Regions from separate parts of the Homo sapiens genome. Here region 2 is linked to region 1. The links are chromatin loops, found by intact Hi-C in ENCODE. Cell type or tissue: mammary epithelial cell. All regions are shown on one strand. Links, peaks and the distances in the headings refer to the core of each region. The heading gives the core; the rest is flanking DNA.

Region 1 (4,672 bases), core at 393-4,392:
GTCTGTGATTGGCATTTGAATGGGTGGATTGAGAAAAGAAGACTGACTTCTCCAGCGTGAGCAGAGATCTTCCAATCTACCGCACGCCTCAACAGAACAGGAAGGTGGAGGAAGGGTGAATCTCCTCTCTCTTCTGGAGCTGGGACACTCATCTTCTTGCCCTTGGACATCAGAACTCCAGGTTCTCGGGCCTTTGGGCTCTGGGACCTAACACCACAGCCCCCAGGTTCTCAGGCCTTTGGCCTTGGACTAAGCCTGCTCGCTGGCTTCCCTGGTTCTCCAGCTTGCAGATGGCAGATCTCGGGTCATCTTAGTCTCCCTAATTGCATAAGCCTATTCCCCCAATAAATCCTCTTTCACCTGTCTCTATATATCCTATAAGTTCTGTCCCTCTGGAGAACCCTAATATAGCTCCCCCTCCCCGACCCCTACGCTGGGGGATGCTGCCAGCCATGCTCGTCCTCTTGAAGTGTGTCCGAGCCTTTAGAAACTGGGTCTCCCTGTGTGGGTGCTCCCCAGGGACAGAGATGGTGCATGGTACAGGCCTGGTGAGAGGAGGGCCTCTAGCCCCTCAGGACCAGGACCACTGCCTGGGCACTAAGCTGTCTTTGGCTAAGGGGCAGGAGGACGAAACAAGTACCTGTCACAGACTGTAAGGCCCTGGCATCCCTCGGAGGCTGCCTTGCTAATGGACAGCTGCACAGGACTCCAGAAAGGTCCCTGGGTTGGCTGGTGACCTCTGCCCGTGGGTCCCCTCTCGGGAGAGCCCAGCACTGCAGCAATGCACACAGCCGCTGTAGTCAGATGCTGGCCAAAAACCCTCTGCCACTGGGAAGATATGGAGGCACCCATGTACCAGAGAACAGGGACAGTGACACTGTGTCCCATCAGAGTGCTCACAGCAGTGTCGCACAGCAGTGGCAGCCCTCACTGGGTCAGTGAGAGGACCCACCCTGGAGCACTCAGCATCTCATGACACTCAGGAATGGCTACCTTCCTCTCCTGCAGCTGGGCTGGGCTGCACTGGGGAGGGCGGGTGACTGAGCACCCACACACACTTGCAGGCCATCATCCCCTGGCTCTGTGGCAACCCATGGAACATGGTCCCCAGGGCCTTCCTGGTGGCCCAGGGCAGTGCCTGTGATCTGTGTGGAATGCACAGGGTCAGTGTCATGCAGGAGGCAGCTCCCTGCTATGAGGGCCTCCTAAGCTCTCCATTCTGGATTCTCCAGCCTTTGCTGGCCTGACCCATTGCCTGCCTGGGTCCCCATTTGACCCACTTGCTGAAGGATGGGGGTTTGCTCCTGTCCTGGAACAGCCACACCAATCCCAATACCTGCCTTTTACCCACTTGGCTGAAACCTGACACCCCTCTACTTTGTAAGAATGATGTTCTCTGCTGGGAACGTTGCCAGCCCAGCTTCCAGGAAAGCAGAGTAACAAACCCCTCCTTGCTGGGCCTGGCTTCCCGATGGGCCTGCTTGGACAGTTTTAAAGCATGACTTGGGAGGCCTGAACTTTTGCAGGGTTCAGGACGTGTGCCGACAAGCGGCCCTGCCTGGACTTGCGTGAGCTAAACCAACTGCTCAGACCTGCTCACCTTCCTGCCTGCCAGGAGGGAACAGAGGCAGAAGAGGAGGGGCCGAGCCCCTCCAACCGGGAGCCCTGGGGTCTGCAGTGGGCGGGAAGGAAGGAGGCTGTGGCAAGGGTTGGAGCCCGGCTGGCTGAGGCCCTTGTTCTCCAGGCAGAGCTGGAACCCACTCTCACTCTGGGGCCTACCTTCTCCCCGGCTTAGTGCCTGGGCAGAGCCTCTCCTTACGGGTGACATCACAACCCTCTCAACTCCCCCGGGAGACCATCTGCTCTGCCTGCCCTTGATCCTCTCAGGGGAGCTGAAGCATCACACCTGGTGACAGCTGCTTCCAGCAGGCCACTCATTCAGCTGGACCTTGAGGAGGGTGGGCCAGCAGTCCCTCAGGACCTGCCCAGGTTCCCTGCACCATCCTGGACTCCCTGGCGAGCCCACCTGCTCGCAGAGCAGCTGCGTTACCCTCCCAGAGGCAGGCACTGTGGCGGACATGAGCCACACGCCTGGCTCCCCCACTCTGGGGAGTGACCTGCCTGCGACTTGTCACTGGGAGGAGTTTGGGGGAAATCCTGCAGGCACAGGCCTGTGTGTGAATCCCAGCTCTGCCACCGGTGACCTTAGGTGATGAGTTATTTAGGCTCTTTGAGTCTCAGTTTACTCATCTGCAAAACAGCGCCCCTGACAGTGAGGCCTGAATGAGACTGTCACAGCCCCTCCCTGCTCCCAGACTGCACCCTCGGGACAGGAATGCCCTCCTTTGTGCCTCCGCTCCTCAGCAGGGCTAGCACGCTGGTGTCACTCCACAGGACAGTGCCTTCCCTGGCTTTCCCTCCATCAACTGTGGTCGGGCTGGAGGACGTGGCCGCGCCGCTGCGAAGATTTCTCTGCCAGGGAATGTGGACCAGGATTCCAGGGAGAACGCAGCTGCACGCTCCACAGCCTGGCTCCCTGCTCCAGGACGACACCCCCACCCCACCCTGGCCACGATGACGCAAACAGAAAACCTCAGTGCTTACAGATCCCGATCTCCCACGGTCACCAATGCTCTAGAGAGGTAAATATTTACACAGGAGCCTCTAAAGCTCATAACTCAGAGGGGAGATGCTCCCCCTGCCGCCTAGGGGCTGTAAACATTTGTTCCTGCAAGCCCTGCAGCAGAAGGCGCTTTCTAATTCTCAGGTGGATGGTGATGTGTAGGCCCTTCTGTCCCAAGCCAGTGGGGGCATGGCAGCAGGGGTACTGCAAATATGGGGCTGGGGTCACATGGGGTGGGGGCACATTCCAAGGCTGGGATGATGAGGGGGCTACCACCCCCATGCTCCTTTCTGAGGGGGTGCGAAAAGCTTTATCCATACAGCAGTGCCCCACAGGGACAGCCCTGGGTGCGCCCGCAGCAGACGGTGCCCAAGGGGCCTGGGGAGTGAGGGCAGGGCCAGGCACCAGGCTGGAGGCACAGACAGCAGTGTCGTCACTGTCATGGGGGGAGGCTGAGGCACAGGGCGTGGACATTCAGCTCTTTGGCCGGGCTTGGGGGGTGACACAGGCAGGCTTCCCTCTGGGAAACGCCCACCCAGATTTTCACTGGGAGTTGGGGTGGGGGGGTCCCTGTGACTTCAGAGCCGTGGGTTCCAGGCTCTGGTTTTAGGCGGTTTTAGTTGGGTTTCCTTCCAACTCAATCTCAAAGGGACTCCAACACATGCGGCAAAATCGCTGTGAGGGGCCCTGGCACGTGAGGAACTGTCTGCTTGTCTGGCCTTCCTGGGCTCAGGGCTGTGCAGGTGCCACCGTGGGCACTGCTGAGGATCTCCAGGGAAGGCCCTGGGGGGTGCACGCTGCAGGGAGGATGCTGGTCAGCTGCCATCTGTCCACCTGCTCACACTAACAAGCCCCCAGCTGAGCTCTCACCACCAGCAGGGTCCCATGGGGTTCAGAGGTCAGCAGGCATACCTCTTCTTGGCATGTGACTCAGCTGGAAGATGGGATGTACCTGGGCCAGCCTGGCCCTACCTGGTGCAGGCACCGGGATGCCACAGGCCCAAGTCCACACATGGAGAAATGATGAACAGGAGGAGAGAAGCGGGGAGCATGCTACCCATGGAACCTGGCACCAGGACACATAAAGAACGCTTACGAACCAATACGCGAAGCACAAACAACCCTGTAGGGGAAAACAGGCCAAAGACGTGAACAGGTCGGTGGAAGAGACCTCACTGACCGATAAACACATGGTAAGATGCTATCTCTCTGCCATGGGGAAACATGCACTAAGAGCACAGAGGTCCCATTTCCTGGCTCCTGGCCTGGCAGAAATGAGCCAAGAGTGCCCGCCCAAACAATCGGGAACCACGGGCACAGCATGGTGGTGAGGAGAACCTCCCTCTGACACACTCCTAGGGACACATAGGGACCATGAGCGAGCACCGTGGCCGCACCTGGACTGTGATGGCCAAAGTGAATTGCTCCCCGCAGCTGCATTAGAACCAAGCAGAGATCCGTCTGGACTACCTTGATGTTAAGTCCAGCAGTCAATGAATTAAACACGCATGTCAGGGACCAACAGGGATAAATCTCAAAACAAGGCTGAGTGAAGACGGCAAGTTGCAGAAGGTCAAGCAGAGTTTGATAAGGGTTCTGGAAAGTTAGTAACATCAAAACAGCACTGTGTATCATTTAAGGAATACACACATCTACAGCGAAAGCATAAACACAAGGGCAGGAAACATGTGAAACGCAGGACAGTGGTGCTGAGCGAGGCTGCAGGGAGGCAGGGGTGGGGTGGAGCACAGTGCATGGGGTCTTCACCTGCGAGCCGCACCCAGCTAAGCCTGCAGTGGGAACAGAGGTGAAACTCCACAAGGCTCCCCAGTTACACCCCTGGAGATACCATGTAGGGGGTGATAGCAGCTGGTGGGGTCTAGGGAAGGGAGGAACCACTGCATCCGAGGAACAAGGCCTGGGCCCTCAGCCAGGCGAGCCTCTGTGCAGGGCCAGCATCACGTGGCATCCACCCCTTCCTCCTCTTGACCCTGGGTTCCTCTTGGTTGGGTCTCGAGGTTCTCAGATGGCTGGGGGTGGGGTCAGGCT
Region 2 (4,672 bases), core at 390-4,389, 770 kb after region 1:
CATTTTATGAACACTTCAGTTGTAGTTCTTTATGGAAATAAATGAAGATCACTGAAATGAGAATAGAGTATTTACTCAGAGCTTGCTACACTGCAGGGAAGTCAGCCACCATAACCTGCATGCAGCCGACTCAAAGGCAGACAGGGGTGTGGGAGCCTTTATAGTGGAAAACAAGGAAGACTCAGGGGTGCTCTGATTGGAGGCTGCCAGCATGGGGAGTCTGTAAGTGGACTACCTAGTCACAGGACAACCTATGTGCTATAATCTGAATATTCGTATACTCCCGAATGTGTATGTTGAAATCCTAACCTCCAAAGGAATGGTATTAGGAGGTGGGGCTTTTGGGGAGATGATTAGATTGAGGACAAGCCCTTGGGAATAGGAGTAGTGATTGTATACAAGAGGCTCAAGGGGGCTTGTTCACCCCTTCCACTATGTGAGGACACAAGAAGGCACCTGCTATGAATCAGAAGTGCGTCTTCACCAGACAGCCAGCACCTTCATCTTGGACTTTTCAACTTCTAGAACCACAAGGAATAAATTTCTGTTTCTAACCCAGCCAGTTTATAGCATTTTGTTACAGCAGCCTGAACAGACTAAGGCACTATATGATTGGTTTGGGGAGCACATTTGGGTTTCTCTGGTTGGTCCTGAGTTGGAAGCAGGGCTAATGATTTGGGAAGATGCCAGTGGCTAATCAGTACCTCACTGTTCTGGGCTGGTTGTTGCAAAGGTTTTGGGTCAGAGTTCAGCTGCTGTATAAGGCCATTGTGTATGTGTATATTCAGCAACTCATCATTAAAAACTATGCAATAATGAAACACAATTATAAATGGGTTGAAGGATCATGAAAGACCTCCTACAGAAAGTAGGGCATGAAAAGAACTTTGAAACCTACCAAATCCAGGCTGAATGGAGTTCTGGGCATATGTTTGAATACGCAAAAACAGTTTGTAGTGATATATTTATCCAAGAAGGAAAATAAAACTATGTGAATCTTGAATTTGAAAATTTTATAAGTGCCCTTGTACTCACTGAGAACATTGGAAATGTGAGAATTCAAACCTCTGATGTTACTGGTTGCAGAAAATATTTCTATTTCTTTATATAACATACAAGTTTTAACTATTTGTGTTTTCTGCTCTGCGATCAGAACATGGTGTAACAGGGCAGAAAGGGCTTCTATTTTGAAACGAGAAAGACCCATATCTGAATCCTTACTTCTGAACTTCTACCCATATGATCTTCAACAACTTAATTCATCTTTCTGAGCAGGAATAGTAATATCCACCTCCTGGGTTAATACTTGTAAAGATTAGAAGAGAAAAAAAGTATATATATATATATATATATATATGTATATATAAATAGGTACATGTACCTAATAGAAAACCCAATGTAGTCTGGAATTTCTGATGAGTTAAAATGCAAGAGAAAGCAGTAAAATTGTTGCTGGTGCCTTTCCCCAAGCCCTGAGGAATCCATTGTCCTCAGCTTTCCTGGAGGGTGCTAAATTCTGTGTATGCTGTCTCTTTAACCCTGTCACTGTGGTTCCTTATTGTTGTTCCTCCTAGGCTCCCAGAGAATGGCATTCAACTGCTAAGATCGATGAGGCTAATTTACACCTGGGATCTAGCTATCACACAGGTGAACAGAGCTGCACTCATTCAGATGTCTACCTTCGGAGAACCTTTAGAGGCCCTACCGCTGTGGTTCCCACCACACTGTGGCTGCATAAAGGAATCACTGGGGCCAAATCACTGGGGCCGGTCATAGTCAGCTCAGGCTACCATAAGAAAATATCACAGACTGGGAGGCTTAAGCAATGCCTATTTCTCATGGTTCTGGAGTCTGGGAAATCCAAGATCAAAGTGCTGGCAGATTTGGTGTCCGGCAGGGGCTTGCTTTCTGGCTGGCAGACAGCTGCCTTCTTGATGTGTCTTCGTATGGAAGATAGAAAACTCTGTCTCTCTTCCTCTTCTTATAAGGACACTAATCCTATCAGGGGGTCTCCATCCTCAAAACTTCATCTAAATCTAATCACTTCCCTGCATCCAAACACCACCACATTCAGGATTGCGGCTTCAACATATGAATTCTGAGGGGCACACAAACATTCAGCTCACAGCATGACCCCAGTGCTAGGGCAGTGACATTAGAACCCCTGGAGGCAGAGCCCAGATATCTGGACTTATTAGCAGCTCTCCACTGTCTTCCCTGAGAGGTGAGGTCCTTCTCAGGGAATGAAGACATTTCCTGAGAGGTGAGGTCCTTCATTCCAAGCAGGCATACACATGAAGCAGAGTGAACAAAGCCTGAGAGGCAGGCAAGCAGGGGCATGGACCAAATGTCACATGCCAGAGCAGAGTCCACAGGAGCAGAGAACCCAGTGTGCACAAGAGGCAGGAGCACATCCTAGATGCCGTGGGCACACACTGCACAAAGCTTTCCTCGTTAGGCTTACCCAGTTCTCATTTTCAGCTGACATAGCTGAGGCTGGAAGAATTCACGTGGGAAAAGTAGGGTGGAGCCAGGACTTGAATTCAGGTCTGATTTCTTTTTTTTTTTTTTTTTTGAGACAGAGTCTTGCTCTGTCAGCCAGGCTGGAGTGCAGTGGCACAATCTTGGCTCACTGCAACCTCCGCTTCGTGGGCTCAAGCAGTTCTCCTGCCTCAGCCTCCTGAGTAGCTAAGATTACAGGCGTATGCCACCACGCCTGGCTAATTTTTGTATTTTTAGTAGAGATGGGGTTTCACCGTGCTGGCCAGGCTGGTCTTGAACTCCTGACCTCAGGTAATCCACCCGCCTCTGCCTCCCAAAGTGCTGAGATTACAGGCCTGAGCCACCGCACCCGGCCCATGTCTGATTCTTAAATCTTTGTCGGCCGGGTGCAGTGGCTCATGCCTGTAATTCCAAAAATTTGGGAGGCTGAGGCAGGTGGATCATGGGGTCAGGAGATCGAGACCATCCTGGCTAAGACGGTGAAGTCCTGTCTCTACTAAAAATACAAAAAATTAGCGGAGTGTGGTGGTGGGCGCCTGTAGTCCCAGCTACTTCGGAGGCTGAGGCAGGAGAATGTCATGAACTTGGGAGGCGGAGCTTGCAGTGAGCCGAGATCAGGCCACTGCACTCCAGCCTGGGCGACAGAGTGAGACTCTGTCTCAAAAAAAAAAAAAAAAAAAAAAAAAATCTTTCTCTACACTACCCGTGGTTTTGCTTCAGAAAAAAATAGATAAAACCAGCTATTGAATGGATGCCTGACTTAACCCCTTCCCCACTTCTCCTCACTCCAGGAAACTTATTTTCAGACAAGCTAAATCCTAAGGGGGCACTCCCATCTTGGACTCCTAACTGTGAACACCCTGGTGTCAACTTGATTCTGTGAAGGGGAGATAGTCCCACCCTTGACTTGTAGCTTCCTTGTCAGGAGATTCTGCCTTTTCTGAATGGACAGCACTCCTCTTCCGAAGGCTAAGTGGACATCTTTACCCTGCTGCTGTGAAAAAGTGAGACCTAAAGGAAATTGTGGACATCAATTGGTCCAGCCCTTCAGGTTACAGGAGGAAACTAAACCCAGCAAGACTGAGTGCCTCCTACATGACCACACAGGCAATATAGGGAAAAGTCAGTATTCATATTTGGTTTCCAAAGTGTATTGTCATTTGAATGATGCCAGACAGTCATTCTAACACAGCTTACCAAACATCTTTCTTTATTCAATGTCTCGCTTTGAGCCTGACCAGTGGCACTGTAGCCCAAGGACAGTCTCACTGGGATGGATGGCAGGTGCAGTTTGTGAGAGAGCCACAGGACAGACACCTCACTTCCTTAAGACTGCTCCAAAACACATAACAAAGGAGGAAAGCAGTTCTGGATTTCACTGGACATCGATGTTCCTGTCAGATTAAAGGTCTGGTGGTGGAATCAGTGTCTGGAAGCTTCCAATAAGGGACTTTAATTGTTCTGTTTTATCCAGTGGTGGTGGAAAAACACCCATGCATGGTGCTTTTAAATCATAAAGGCTTAGTGTGATACCTCGATTTACTATTTAAAAGCTCTCATCTATCACTTCATGTTACCATTTCTAACCTTGTACCAGCTTGGTGGTAGTTAAATGAGAAAGATCCTTGCACAAACTGGTGTTCACTAAATCTTTGTTCCGTCCTAAAAAACATTTTAGAACTGAGAAGTGTTAAAAATTCTATCTTTTTAAAAATATTTAAATATTTCAAAAAATGTTAGAAAATATATTGGTTGCTCAGAGAAGAAATGAATGTTTGCAGGAAAATCAATGGGAGAATATTTACTGTATATTTTTTAACTTTTAAATTTTGAAACACGTGATGTACTTCCTATTGCAGTAATTAAATATTATTTTAGTGAACAAAAGAGAAGAAAACAATAATCTATTTTGTATTGGCCATTTTGGCTGGGAAGAACTCCACAGCAGAAAAAAAGAGCTGACGTACTGGAGATCTGTGTGTTTACTTATGAAGCAGCATATCTCTGGTTTAACTCCCTATATCCGCTTTTGGTGTGAGAAAACCTCCCACATGGCTCTGGATAACAAAATCTCCCTGAGTATCACTTCCATGGTGCCCTGGAATGGGATGAGCATTATGGAAGAGTAGAATTGTTTATGGTACTTTTTACAAAATTTTTTTTTTATTGA

The links. Hi-C counts contacts between places; a loop is a spot of excess contacts. Peaks named below come from ENCODE experiments on the same cell type or tissue, not always from the same donor. Only the 100,000 strongest peaks of a DNase experiment are listed, where the experiment ranks them.
Region 2: a loop joins it to region 1, with 4 times the contacts of the local background. A loop is called at or near these places in 1 of 110 quality-filtered maps.

The regions. Positions count from the first base shown.
Region 1 is chr2:128,303,850-128,308,521 of GRCh38, forward strand. The region is part of intron 1 of HS6ST1 (heparan sulfate 6-O-sulfotransferase 1); the gene reads right to left. Among named protein-coding and RNA genes, the nearest start is that of HS6ST1, 13 kb to the right of the region's middle. In mammary epithelial cell, for the core only: CTCF peaks have their summits at 1,611 and 2,706; DNase peaks (open chromatin) are centred at 1,492, 2,202 and 2,582; H3K4me3 peaks cover 810 bases; H3K27ac peaks cover 1,694 bases.
Region 2 is chr2:129,076,397-129,081,068 of GRCh38, forward strand. No RefSeq gene overlaps it. Among named protein-coding and RNA genes, the nearest start is that of LINC01854, 200 kb to the right of the region's middle. In mammary epithelial cell, for the core only: a CTCF peak has its summit at 2,413; a DNase peak (open chromatin) is centred at 2,345.